Regions from separate parts of the Homo sapiens genome. Here region 1 is linked to region 2. The links are chromatin loops, found by intact Hi-C in ENCODE. Cell type or tissue: gastrocnemius medialis. All regions are shown on one strand. Links, peaks and the distances in the headings refer to the core of each region. The heading gives the core; the rest is flanking DNA. Region 1 has its middle 45 kb from the start of AOC1. Region 2 has its middle 38 kb from the start of NUB1.

What was found. A loop is a pair of places that touch in the nucleus more often than their neighbours do. Peaks named below come from ENCODE experiments on the same cell type or tissue, not always from the same donor. Only the 100,000 strongest peaks of a DNase experiment are listed, where the experiment ranks them.
Region 1: a loop joins it to region 2, with 6 times the contacts of the local background. A loop is called at or near these places in 2 of 110 quality-filtered maps.

What each region holds. Positions count from the first base shown.
Region 1 is chr7:150,894,440-150,900,507 of GRCh38, forward strand. No RefSeq gene overlaps it. Among named protein-coding and RNA genes, the nearest start is that of AOC1, 45 kb to the left of the region's middle. RefSeq lists an enhancer at 4,082-4,376 and silencers at 4,082-4,242, 4,260-4,319. In gastrocnemius medialis, for the core only: a CTCF peak has its summit at 4,223 (motif pointing right); a DNase peak (open chromatin) is centred at 4,242.
Region 2 is chr7:151,300,017-151,308,372 of GRCh38, forward strand. No RefSeq gene overlaps it. Among named protein-coding and RNA genes, the nearest start is that of NUB1, 38 kb to the right of the region's middle. RefSeq lists an enhancer at 3,318-4,176 and a silencer at 3,518-3,687. In gastrocnemius medialis, for the core only: a CTCF peak has its summit at 3,619 (motif pointing left); no DNase peak of the experiment used is centred there; H3K4me3 peaks cover 862 bases; H3K27me3 peaks cover 673 bases.

The sequences.
Region 1 (6,068 bases), core at 3,153-5,652, 400 kb before region 2:
CCCAGAACTTTGGGAGGCCGAGGTGAGCGGATCATCAGAGGTCAGTAGTTCAAGACCAGCCTAGCCAACATGGTGAAACCCCTTCTCTACAAAAATACAAAAATTAGCAGGGCATGGTGACATGTGCCGGTAGTCCCAGCTACTCAGGAGGCTGAGACAGGAGATCACTTGAACCCAGGAGGCAGAGGTTGCAGTGAACTGAAATTGTGCCACTGCCCTCCAGCCTGGGCAACAAAGCGAGACTCCATCTCAAAACAAAACAAACAAAAAAAAACCTTGAATGGATGAGGTGTTGCTTCTTATGAATGAGCAAAGAAAACAGTTTCTTCTTTCTTTTTTATTTTCTTTTTTGAGACAGAGTCTTGCTCTGTTGCCCAGGCTGGAGTGCAGTGATGTAATCATGAATCACTGCAGCCTCAAGCTCCTCAAGTAATCCTCCCACCTCAGCCTCCAAAATAGCTAGAACAAGTGAATGCTACCATGCCTGGTTCTTTTTCTTTCTTTTTTTTTTTTATATATAGGCAGGGTCTCACTATGTCGCCCAGGCTGGTCTCAAAGTCCTGGCCTCAAGTGATCCTTCCACCTAGGCCTGGGATGATTCCAGGCTGGGATTACAGACATGAGCCACCACATCCTGCCTGTTTCCTTAGATGGAATATACTCCTGGTAAAGACGCTGTAAACATTGTTGAAACGACAACAAAAAAATTAGAATATGACATAAACTTGGTTGATAAAGCAGCAGCAGGGTTTGAGAGAATTGACTCCAATTTTGAAAGAAGTTCTACCTTGGGTAAAATGCTACCAAACAGCATTGCATGCTACAAGGCAATATATTATGAAAGGACAGTCCATTGATGTGGCAAAATTCATTGTTTTCTTGTTTTAAGAAATTGCCACAGCCACCCCAGCCTTCAGGAACCACCACCCTGATCAGTCAGCAGCCACCAACACCAAGGCAGAACCCTCCACCAGGAAAAAGATGATGACTCACTGAACGCTCAGATGATTGTTAGCATTTTTTTGCAATAAAGATTTTTTTAATTTAAAGTATGTACATTGTATTTTTGACATAATGCTATTGAACACTTAATAGGCCACAGTATAATATAAACATAACTTTTATATGCACTGGAAAACCAGTGGATTTTTATAACTCACTTTATTGCAATATTTGCTTTATTGCGGGGTCTGAAAGTGAACCCACAATATTTCCAAGGTGTGTCTGCACCTGTTGTGGGTTGAACTGTGTCCTCCAAAAAGATATATTGAAGTTCTAACCCTTGGTACCTATCACTGTGACCTTATTTGGAAACAGGTCTTTGCAGATGTGATCAGTTAAGACGAGGTCACGCTAGAGTAGCGTGGACCCTAATCCAATGGCCAGTGTCCTTATAAGAAGAAGAGAAGACACAGAGAGACACATACACACTCAAAGAAGAAGCCCATATGCAGACAGAGGCAGAGATTGCAGTGATGCTTTCACAAACCATGAAACACCTGGGGCTACCAGAAGCCAGATGGATAAGGAAGCATGCTCCCCTAGAGGTTGCAGAAGGAGCGTGGCCCTACCAACACCTTGATTTTGACCTTCTGGCCTCCAGAACCATGAAAGAATACATTTCTGTTGTTTTGAGTCACCCAGTTTATGCACCTTGTGGTGGTGGCCACAGGAATCCAGTAACACCCCCTTCTAAGAGGGCAGCCAGGCAGACGAGGAGAACTATGCAGTTAGAGGCTGTGGGGTGGACAGCAGGGGACAGGTCATCAGGGCACTGTGCAGGTCCAGGTCCATGATGCTCGGAAGAACACACACCTGCATCCAGCAGAAGAGCCAGTGTTGCATATCAGCCACCCAGAGCCCAAGGGTCCATGTAAGCAAAAATGGCCACGCCAGTGGGGCCACTTTTCCTCCAAGCCCCCTCCCCTCCATCCTGGCCCCAGGAGCATCAGCAGGTGTGGGAGAGGAAGAGAGGAGGGGACGGCCAGACCTGCCCCTCCCCAGGGTAGGAGCCTTGGACCTGGGGTCCAGCAGAGCTGGGAGGAGAGGCAAAACTGAACTGGATGTCAGATGTTGGTTGAACTTGACAGACCTGTTTCACACACAAACACAATCAAAAAACTATGGTGGGATCTGCGCCAGCCTGATTAAGGTGGGGAAGGAAGATCCAGCAAGACACACGGGTTGGGAATCAGGGACTGCTGGGAGACTTAGCACGGAGACACTGGACTTCAGGGAACTGGAAGCTGGGAGGATGGGTGAACTAAGAGATAAACAGGGTGGGTACTCCAGAGACAGCAATGCCCAGAGAGGCAGGGGCAGAGGGAGGGCGTGGAGTTCCCAGACCCTGCAGCCGGGTCACCAGTGGAAGCTGGGAGCCCTGGGGGCCTGTCTGTCGCAGCTGGAGAGAAAGGGAGAGAAGGTCCAGCCCCCTCTGTCTCATGCTCAGGCCTCCCATGGGTGGAACCTGGAAGTGTGGGAGATACCACTTGCAGGGGTCTGTCCCCACAAGACATGGCAGAGGAGGGAGAGGACAAGTGTAGAGTCTCAGGACAACAGATCCAGGACCAGCACCGCATGTAGAAAGGCAGTGAAAGGAAAGGGGGAGACCTCCACTTCGGCCCTGCCCCCTCCCTATCTAGCTCCGACTGGTCGGCAAACTGGTTCCCAGCCATGCAGCCCCAGGAAATGGCATTGATGGTGCTTGGACCCAAAGTCATGTCTGTGGGGTTCATCTCCTGGAGGAGGATCCCTGGCCACACCCCTTGGGGTGGACAGATCCCTCTCCCTGGAAATTCCCCTTTGGGGTAGGCAGATCCCTCCATCTAGCAATTTGCAGTTCACAGACCCCAGAATGCAGGGCCAGAGACAGGGACACTCCCAGAGTTACCCGGGACATCCCTGTATGTGTTTGGTTGTGGATCAGAGGAGGGAGAGGCTTGTTCAACACACAGCCACCTGCCCCTCACCAGAGACAGAGACCCTGGGGCTGGGGAGGAATCCAGTCCATTCGCTCCAGACACCCACCCCAGGCTCAGGAACAGTGCAGAAGAGAGACAGGGGCTGGCTCCGAGTGAGAGAGACACCCGCCATTCCCAAACCCTCTTTGCGGAGGACCACGAAGAACCCACCAAGCAGTGTAAGGAAAGAAGAAAACAAACAAGGACTTATGACCCGGGCCCACCTCTCACTCCAGCCCCAAGTCACTTCCCCTTCATGTAAAGCAGGTGTTATTTTGTTTGCGGCTCTTCAGCTGCCAGGTGGGGATGCAAATGAGAAAAGCTGAGACTCAGTTGTTTCACAGAAAGAAGAGGAAACCAGAAGATGTCGGGACACCAGAGCCTGTTGCTTTTCGAGGCCTTTTAGGATAGGGTAGCAATTGAAGGTGGCCTCAGAAAAGGATGATTGGGAAAGGGGGAGGTAACTGAGGTCCCCTCACCTAGCCTGGGGGCCCCTTCTCTTCACCAACACCTACAAACCCTTGGCCTCAAAACCCAGGCAGTGTTCCGGCCACCTCATGTAGCAAGGGGAGCCTGGAGACAGAGGACGGGCCCCGGGTCACACACAGAGTGGCCAGATTGGGTGGAGACCTGCGTGTCCTGGCACCAGGAGTCTCTCCACGAGCCTCTGCAATTTCTCAAACTTCAGTGAGATGAAGACTCATTTTTGCAACTTGGTCTCTATTTGCTGCACTGTTGGCCATTTCAAGCTTGTACCCGCAGTCAGCAAAAGGAAGTGTTAATAAGCTCGCCCACATAAACCCACTTTGCCCACTGCTCAAACCACCGCAAACCAATTTTTCCAGGCTGCTGCCAGGTTAGGCTCCCTTGGTGTTAATTTCCTGCTCAGTAAAGCAGTGAGTCATCTCCCTCCCTTCTCTCCAGCTCTCACTATTGCTCTGAGACCAGAGTCTGCAGCAGAGGGGTCACATGGAATCCTTTAGTACAGAAGTTCACGACCTGGACGAGGAGACGCAGGGACCGCCAACTGGCTCCTTGGAAACTGCCCGCAGTTGATTCCGAAAACACACCTGAGCCGAGAAGCTCCATGCAATCTGGAATTCCTGGAGTTCTTGTCAGCGTCCACTGCCATGCAGGACTCTGGGGCACTTGGCTTGTCATTGGCTAAAAGATGGGCTGGGTTCGAGGTGCAGATAGCTGCATTTTAGCCGCTGGTGCTGTCTCGCTTGGAGGAATGCTGTCTGCCACGCGACCACCAGGTGGCGCACAACACCTCGCGGCGACTGGACCGGGCACGGCTGCCTCTTATTAATCCCGCGGAGAAAACAGAGGCTGGAAATGCCCCCGGGGTGAGGCTTGACCAAGAACGGCAGACTCAAAATGGCTCCCTGTGGACCAAGTTCAGCTGAATGGAACAGAAAAATGTGTTCACAGCGGCTTCAACAAGAGACAGTCGTGTTTCTCTGTAAACACAGTCCTGAGTGGCTTAGGGGCCCCATGAAGGCCTAGGGCACGCAGCCTCCTTCCTCCTCACGGCCTCCACCTGGGATGTAGCCCCCAGCCTCCTAGTCCACGGTGACTGCCAGAGCTCCAGCCATCTCATACAAGTCAGGCAGTAGGATGGAGGAGGGGACAGAGAAGGGTATGGCTACCTTCACTGTGCTTTGCCGGAATTCACAGACATCACTTGTCTTACAACTCATTGGCCAAGCCTTAGCCATGGAGGCTGGGGGTGGGCTCTTTTGCTGGGCTTTGCCACCCCCAAGTAATTTCAGGCTTTAGTTTAGAAGAAGAATATGAGGATGGCTATCTCACGGCGACGTCAGCCACATGTGAATATGCGCCACTGGAGTTCCCCTGCGCCAACCCAGCATATTTCCCATTCCCTGGAAACCTCAATAACTGGGGCTCACTTCCTGCCTGCCCCTTAACCGATTTGACTCCCAAATATATGTCCCATGTCCATATTCTTCTCTTACACGCCAAGACCTGTACCTCTACCTAAACGTCCTGTGAGAACCTCACACTCCACATGTCTAAGCCGGTTTATCACCTCCTCTATCCCCTGCACAGGCCAGCCCTTCCTCCTGTGCTCCCCAGCCCAGGGTCTATCATCATGTCCCTTGACCCAAGCCAAGAACCGAGAGCCTAGGCACCTGCTTCCCTCCACACAGCCCCTCTGCCATCTACCCGTGAGTCCCACCTTCCCAGCATTTCCTGAATTCGTTCCATCTTTCCTTTCCCCATGATGACTTACTGCTCATCACCCTGAGACCCCAGTCTCGCCTCCATCAGACCAACCTCAACGCGGCTTCCAGAGGGGTTGCTCTGAAATCCAGATCAAACCCTGTCACCCTTCTGATTGAAGCCTCCATGGCTCCCAAAATTTTCAACGTGATTTATCAAGACCTTGAGAATCTGACCCATCCCTACATCCTCCACGTATCAGTTAGCATGGGGTAAGCATTTAACATGTGCACAAACCAGGCAGTGACTCCCTCCGTCCTCACAGCTCCTCTCTGAGGTGGCGGGTGACAGTCTGGGTTATTATTATTCAGCAAATACTCACACTCCTCCCGTATAGACTCCCCTGCTCATTGATGTTGGACTTGACCACCTGACGTGTTTTGGCCCTGGGGCTGTTGGAGGATGGAACTAGCAGAAGCACTCCATGCGCCCACATGGCCTGGCTCCTTCTTTCCACTCCAGAAGTCCAGGGTAAGAAGAGCTTCCTCCAGAGAGCCTCTGCTGTGCCCCAGGACAAACTTGGTGCAACCACCTGAACTTGCGTCAAACCCAGGCTACCTACAGCCTAAGGCAGGGCCGTCCAGCCACACCTATCCTGGATCAGCCAAATTATAGCCATCTGAGACCTGTGAGTATGAGAGTAATTAACACTGGTTGTCATAATGCACTGAGTTTGAGAGCTGTTTGTTATTATGATTATTATTTTAGAGACAGAGTCTCTCTCTGTCTTCCAGGATGGAGTGCAGTGGTGCAATCACAGGTCACTCCTGCAGCCTTGAACTCCTGGGCTCAAGCAGTTCTCCCACCTCAGCCTCCTAAATATCTGGGACTACAGGTGTGCACCATGCCTGGCTAATTTTT
Region 2 (8,356 bases), core at 2,382-4,881:
ATATGCATGTGTGGATGTGTGAGTGTATGTGCACATGTGTGCATGTGCATGTGTGAATGTGTGTGCATGGGTGAGGAAGCAGGCCATTTGTCCTTCAGGGTTTCCCATGGCCTGGACCTCGCTGGCTGCACCTCTGTGGGGGGCTCCTGTGCTTTTCCACCAGGAGGGGCACCCTGTGGGGTTGTCTCTCCCTGTGATATTAACTGCAACAGATGGTCAACAATAGATTCATTAATTCAGCATTTGGTCCTACACTAGTGGGCCTGAAAAGCTTCCTCTTGGAGATGCAGGAGAAGGACAAGGCAGGCTCCTGTGTCCTCTTACTTCTCTCTCCCAAAACTCCGCTTCTCCAGACCTGCCCCAAGGGGTGCAATCAGAATGGTTCTCTTCTGCCCCAGCCCTCAGGGCCCCGCTTTTGGTGGGTCCTGGTGCCCCACCCTGTAGAGGCTAGATCCCTGCGGAATGAAGAATGAGGAAATTGATGAGACAGCAGCTGCCATCTCTGCAGTCCTCCTTCCAGGTAACAGCCCAGGTGCTGGGTCAGGCCAGGAGGGGAAATGCCTTAAGGCAGCGAAGCTTTCTCAGCATCCTCAACTCAGGTGGCCTGACTGCTTGGTGACAGGAGTTGAGGATGGAACAAACCATCCTGATGGTGGCCCCTGAATAAAGACTTCTGGGCCACAAGGGAACAAGGATGTGTTGAGTGACAGCATGGTTCCTCAGGCAGACCCGGGTCCAGACACCAACTGCACCACCTAATCGGCTGTGTGCCATTGAGGACATTACTCCTGTCCCTGTCATAGGCTGATAATGCCCCCCAGAGACACCAGGTCCCCATTGCTGGTACCTGTCAACCTTACCTTATTGGAAAAGGGTCTTTGCAGATGTGATTAAGTTAAAGCTTTTGACATGGGGACTGTCCCAGATGGTCCAGGTGGGCCCTAAATGTGGTGGGAAATGTCCTCATAAGAAAGGTAGAGGGACATTTTACACAAGGAGAAGACCACGCGAAGACGGAGTGGAAGAAGATTGAAAGACGCTGGCCATGCAGATTGGAGTGATGCAGCAACAAGCCAAGGTAAGCTGGCAGCCACAGGAGCTGGAAGAAGCAAGACTCCACTCTAGAGCCCCTGGATCCCTGATTTCAGAGTTCTCCAGAACTGGGAGAGAATACATTTCTGCTGTTCTAAGCCACCAAGCTTGTGGTAATGTGTTACAACAGCCACGGGAAACTAACTCATGCTGTATGCCTCAGTTTCCTCCTCTGCAGAATGTACAGTGGGCCCCTATGGTGGGGGAGAAAACCTAGTGGGAGGCTAGGAGGTGGTAGCTAGCAGGAACCCAGCCCTCCAAACTTGCCCACCTCCTCTCTTCACCCTCACAGTTGCAAGGTTTGTCCCAGTGGCCTTTGGTACAATGTGACCCACCTTCCTGGCCATGGTTGATGGTCCGAGGAGGTAAGCCAGAGTTCATCTGATTGACTCGGTGTCTCCCCAAGTGGCCAGGCCTGCAGCAAGCCTCCTCAGCCTTCCAAAGACACCCTGTTTTATGCCATGTGGGCCAGAGGCGTGGAGAAACCAGCAAAGGGAGAGAGGGGGAGAGGACACTGAAAGAAGGGCCAGGGAACAGGCAGTGTGCCCTTCCCCTGAGATGTGGCCTGGGGGTGCTGGGAGAGGTCCCATGGTTCCCCAGGCAGGTGCTGGGCGAGTTAGGTGAGCCTGCCTCAGGCCCTGCAACACGTCTCACTTGGAACCCCTGTCCAAGGCCATGGTCTACACCTGCACTGCCTGTCATCACAGCGAGGCCCCTTTCCTCTTTGGAGTATGTCTTCTCTGTGAGGGGAGATTGGTGCCCGTTGGATTGCTGCAGCATCCCTAGCACCTCGCACACAGTAGGTGCACAATACGTATTTGCCAAGAGGATAAATGAGTGAACAGAAAGATCTGGAGTGAAAATGGACAGTCTGAGGAGAGCGTCTGGCAGAAGCTTGTTTGACAAGAACATCACTTAGGGAGGCATTGGGTTCAGCGTTCAAGATTGTCATGTCACCTTGAATCCTCAGACCTGCCCTTGGTGCCACTGTACTGGTTCCAAGATCTGCGTCCAAGAAAGGTGAGGTCCTCTGCCCAAGACTGGCTGGCTTTTAACACACAGCTGGTCCTCAGCCTCAGCCTGTGACCCCACCTGCCTTGGAGCTCAGCGGAGTCTTCTGATGGAGATGGGAGACAAATACAGCGAGAGTGGTCCGGAACGTGGGCACCTCTCTACTCATGCTCATGGCTACCTTGTCTGTTTCCTTGGATGGACTGGCTCGGAAACACAGGTGGCATGAGAGAGGCGGCAGGACTGGAGGAGCCACGCTGCCTGGGGCCCTCCCCTGTGGCCGGTCCAGGGAGGAATAGCTCCAGGAGGGAGCCTCGTGGTGGCAGCTGAGGGCCAAATGAGCAGGTCAGTTCTTCGAGCACGTGTGACTATTGGAACAGAGCAACGACCTAAGGTTTAAGCCTTAAAAAGGGCATTGAAGTTAAGGGACTAGACACAGCAGCCCAAGAAGGGACCTGTTATCCACGGCACCACTCACCGTCCGGCTGACCGAGTAATGTTTGGAGACAAGAGAGGTCCCCAAGTGGGGAGGGTGTGGGTGGGACCAGGGCTCCCCAGCCTGTCCCTGCCCTCTCCATCCGACCTGGCTCTTCCCAAACCCCTGTTCCCCCAAATATGCCATCCTGATGCCCGCATGTGATACGCCGGCTCTCCATCTGCCTCTGGAGCAGTACTGGAGCAGAGCTCAGGGGGAGTCTGTCCTGTTCCTCTGCACACAGCACCCCAAGACTTTGCAGGGAAAACTTGTCACAAGGCTCAGATTCCCGTCCCCTCTCGGGCTCAGATTCCTGATCCAGGAACCCGCATTTGTTAAACGTGTGTGGTCACGACATAGGGACTATAATTTTTTTTCTTTTTTCTTTCTTTCTTTTTTTTTTTTTTTTTTTTGAGACGGGGTCTCCCTCTGTCGCCCAGCCTGGAGTGCAATGATGTGATCTCCGCTCAGAACAACCTCCGCCTCCGGGGCTCAGGTGATTCTCCTGCCTCAGCCTCCCGAGTAGCTGGGATTACAGGCTCCCGCCACCACGCCCGGCTAATTTTTGTGTTTTTGGTAGAGACACGGTTTATTCATATTGGCCAGGCTTGTCTCGAACTCCTGACCTCAGGTGATCCACACGGCTCGGCCCCTCAAAGTGCTGGGATTACAGGCGTGAGCCGCTGCGCCCGGCCGGGACTATACTTTTTTTAGAGTCCTTATTTTATAGAGTTCGGAACTGAGATATTTTCAGATGCAATGATGGATCGTCTGGGATTTGCTTTTAGAGAGAAACAGGCGGCGGGGCTCCGCTGGAGGTGTAAGAGAACCTGGACTGGCTTCTTCGTTACATCCGGTCTGCTTTTGAATGTATTTGAATTCTTTTGGAAACCATTTCCCGCCCCTCGGAGACTCTGAGGGAGGGGCGGGAGACCCAGGACCCTGGCCGGGTTGGGTTTGGCGTTGGCTGGCGGGCACCGGGGCTGGCAGGCGCAGGGGCTGCGGCTGGGCGGGCTCTGGCGCCACCTGGCGGCCGTCGCGGGACCGACGCCCCTTGGAGCGCCCCCGGGCCCGCGGAATCAGCCGCTGAGCAGCAGCCGGGAAGGGGCGAGGGAGCCCCACTCCATGCCAGGCACTGGCTCACGCCTGCTGCCCTGACCCTGGAGGCCCCTTCAGCGCAGCACCCCAGCCAACTGCGCTCTCCCAGGGTCCACCTCGGATTCTCACCCCCTACTCCCGTCAGAGGCCACTTGGCCCCGACAGTCCTCTGTGTGGATGACAGGTCACGACTTGACGATGGCGGGGTCCTCCTGCTGGGTGGGAGTGGGCGCGCCTGCGCGTACGGCACGGCCAAGCAACTCGCTAGGGCCCTGCTTTTTGTAATTTCAACCAAGTTACACCGTTTCAACAAGAGCTTTGTGTAGTAAGTTTCTTTCTTTCTTTCTTTCTATCTTTTTTTTTTTGAGGCAGAGTCTCGCTCTGTCGCCCAGGCTGGAGTGCAGTGGCGCGATCTCGGCTCACTGCAACCTCCAGCTCCTGGGTTCAAATGATTCTCCTGCCTCAGCCTCCCGAGTAGCTGGGATTACAGGCGCGCACCACCACGCCCAACTAATTTTTGTATTTTTAGTAGAGACGGGGTTTCGCCATATTGGCCAGGCTGGCCTCAAACTCCTGACCTCAGGTGATCTGCCCGCCTCAGCTTCCCAAAGTGCTGGGATTACAGGCGTGAGCCACTGCACCCGCCTTTTTTTTTTTTTTTTATATGAAGGACACCCGGCAGTGGCTCTCAGTGGGTCCCGGTGCTGGCGGGAGCGTGGGGGGAGCAGGCTCTGTCTGCGTGCGTCTTTTAGGGGTCCTAGGGCTGACTCCACCTGAGAACCCCGTCCGGGGCTGTGTTAAGCACCTTTTGTAGAACTGTATTTTTATTAAAACATCAAGGCCGGGCGCAGTGGCTCATGCCTGTAATCTCACCACTTTGGGAGGCCAAGGCGGGCGGATCACGAGGTTAGGAGATCGAGACTATCCTGGCTAACACGGTAAAACCCGTCTCTACTAAAAATACGAAAAATTAGCCCGGCTTGGTGGCAAGTGCCTGTAGTTCCAGCTACTCGGGAGGCTGAAGCAGGAGAATGGCGTGAACCCAGGAGGCGGAGCTTGCAGTGAGCTGAGATCGCGCCACTGCACTCCAGCCCGGGCGACAGACAGAGCGAGACTCCGTCTCAAAAAAAAAAAAAAAAAAAAATCAAATCCGTGTTCCTGTAAAACAAACAAACAAACAAACAAAAAGTTACACAGTTTAGAATCACGCTGTTACAGGAGATGTCTGAAAAAAAGCAGTTCCCACCTCCCACTTCCTGTCCTCCACAGCGGGGCTCTTAGCTCTTCCAGCTGATTCTCTTCTGTTTTGCCTCCATGTCTCTAAACAACAGATTTCCATCGTTAGCGTTTCCTACTGGCTACGGAAGAGGAGGACTTAACTCCTCCTCACACCCACCCCACCCCTCCTACCTCCTCATCCGCCACTGAATTCTTACCTTGGGTCAGATGGATGTTGATGGGTTAGGTAACTACTGTTCACAAATGAGCGGTGGACTATATATTAGGACTATTTTTCCTTTCTGCCACCTTTTTCTTTTCTCTGGATTTACTGATTGTCTTGAACTTCCTTTCACTTAGTTCTCCAGATGTTTATGGCTATTTTATCACCAAATTCTTCCCCAGCTGTGTAACTCTCCTTTTGATAAATTCCTGTCCGATAGTCTGTTCATTTCAGTGTTTTGAAGAACTCTTTCCCGGGGCTTCTGCCCTGCAGCCCAGAGAGGCCCTTGCCTCCCTCTTGGTTGGCCGACCCTGGTTCCTGGATCGTTTTTCTTGTTTCTTCCTTTATTCTCCCATTTTAATTGAGTACGTCCTTCCATAGCTTCCTGAAAAAAGATGCTTGAGAGGTAAAGTTTTGAGAGCTTGTATATCTGACCCTGTTTTTATTTTACCGTAACACTTGCTTGGTAGCTTAGCTGGGTATGTAATTGTTATCCGGGTATCAGTTTCCCTCAGTTTTGGTTTTTGATTTTAGAGACAAGATCTCACTCTGTTGCCCAGGATGGAGTGCAGTGTTGCTCACAGCTTTGCAATCTTGAACTCCTGGGCTCAAGCAGTCCTCCCACCTCAGCCTCCCAAGAAGCTGGGACCACAGGTGTGCACCAGCACACCTGGCTAATTTTCTAAACTTTTTTTTTTTTTTTTTTTTTTTTTGAGATTGGGTGCCTTACTTTGCTTCCCAAGCCAGTCTTGAACTCCTGGCTTCAAGTGATCCTCCCACCTTGGCCTCCCAAAGTGTTGGGATTACAGGCATGAGCCACTTCACCCAGCCCCCTCAGAGTGTTGAAGGCATGGCTACCTTCTAGTGTTGTAGATGAGAAGTCTGAGGCCACTCTTATCCTTCAGCCTTCCTATTACATCTATCTATATGTAGGATTGGAAGCTTGTAGAGTCTTCTCTGTGCCCTCAATATCCCCAGAGTTCATGACAGTGTGCTTTGAATGGGCCTAATTTTACATTGTACAGAGTATTTGGGGCATTCTTTCAATATGTATTTCATAACTTTCAACTCTGAGAATTCAGGAGAGAAATTAGAAGTAGAAGATAAATCCAGGATGTCCAAGTTGGAGTTTTGGGAAAACGAGTATATAATAGGAAGGAAGTTATTTGTAAACATACATGAAAATTTCCCAGAACTGAATATCCTGTCTGCAGATTGAAAACTCTGGTAGCATTTAACACGGTGAGTGAAATGACACCCACAGCAAGGCACGTGGTGGTGGCATTTTGTGGTTTGTATGTTTGAAGCTGTGTTTAAATATCACATAGAATATGATTTGAACTTCAATATACAGTCCAGGCAATAAGTATTGTGGCTGAGATGGAGGAGAAGTTGATACTGTTTGGCTGCATCAAGATACATTCAGGAGTGCTGGGCGCAGTGGCTCACACCTATAATCCCGACACTTGAGGAGGTCAAGGCAGGCGGATCCCTTGAGCCCAGGAGTTCGAGACAAGCCTGGGCATCATGGTGAAATCTTGTCTCTACAAAAAAAAAAAAAAAATTAGTGTGCATCTGCCATTCCAGCTACTCGGGAGGCTGAGGTGGGAAGATCACTTGAGCCCGGGAGGTGGAGGTTGCAGTGAGCTGAGATCACACCACTGCACTACAGCAGCCCGGGTGATAGAACAAGACCCTGCCAAAAAAATATAAAAAATGTATCCAGGAAGGCTTCATGGAGATGAAACTTCATCTGGTTTGTAAAAGATGGACAGACAGCAGGGCTGGAATCTCTCAGGGGCAGGAAACACTGAGCTTGTAATGACCCCCGAGGTGTGTGGGTGACTGTGCCCTGGGTCAGGTGATGGGGCTGGCCCAATACTCAAGATAAGGGCTGACGTACAGAAGGTATCCCTATTGTGAAGGCTGGTTGAGCCACCCTCTGCTCCTAATCTGAGACATCCCATGGAGAAAACAATGGCCTCACTGTATTCACCTAAGCCCAATCACAGCCAAGAGGCTTGAGCAGCTGAGGCCCACCAGGTAAAGATCGAAAGACCAATAAGCAGGTAAAGGTAGGGACACATCCTGCTTCCTCCAGGGAACTGAAGGGTGGAGGGTCCTGCTGTATAGGTCCCCTTGTGGGGATTCACCAAGCCCTCCCTGTGTTCCCCATAGAGTCGGAATCATGGCACCAGAAGGGACCTTAGAGCCACCCAACTTCTGAGCAAAGGCCAGAGGGAGGTGGGATTGGCCCAAGGTCCCGCTGCTCATTGGTGACAGGGCTGGGTTTAGAACCCATGTTTCTAGACCCTCACTCCCTTTGTCCTCATGGGGAGGGGCAGCCTTTCAGGAATAAACACTCAAAGACATTCATCTGCAGGTCATCTGCACTCAGCTCGGGGGCATCGCAGGGCGTCCGGTTGTGGGAAAGGGGACAGTGGGCCAGAGGGGAGGGGTTGCCATTTGCAGTTTGACTCAGGATCTGCATTTTGAGCTCCTGTTGAAGATGGAATTGCTCAGGGTCATTACGCATGCTCTCCAAATGTTCACATCTCCCTGTTCTGTATTTTCTGGGTCAGGGTCCTCAGGACTGTCCCCTGCCTGAGGGCCCTGAGCAGCCCTGGGGGCAGACGCCTCCCAGAGAGACACAGAGCCAGGTTCTGTTCAGAAACGCCTTGGGCTTCCAGTTTTGCATAAAGTTTGCTGGTAAGTGAGGCTGGCAGCACTTCTGAGGCTGGAGTCAGCTCCGTGGAGGCAGGGCCCTCATCTTATTCATCCCACCTCCCCTCAGAGGCTGGCACAGTGCTTAATACACAGAATGGGCCAAATACCCTTGTGGAGAGTAGCCGGCTCTTATGGGTTAAGTTGTGTCCCCCAAAAGATGCCAAAGTCTTAACCCCCCATATCTGTGAGTGTGACCTTATTTGGAAACAGGATCTGTGTAGATGATTAAGATAAGTTGTGCTAATCCAATATGGCTGTGCCCTTTTAAAGAAGGGAAATTTGGACACAGAGACAGACAGGCACACAGGGAGAACGCCATGCCATGTGCAGATTGAGTGAGTGAAGCCTCTGGAAGCTGGGAGGGAGGCCTGGGACCGAGCCTTCCCTAGTGCCCTCAGAGGGGGACTAGCCCTGCCGACACTATGGTCTCCAACTTCTGGCCTCCAGAACCAGGAGACCATACATCTCTTTTGTTCAAGCCAGTAGGAAGCCCCAGGAAACCAATGTATGGC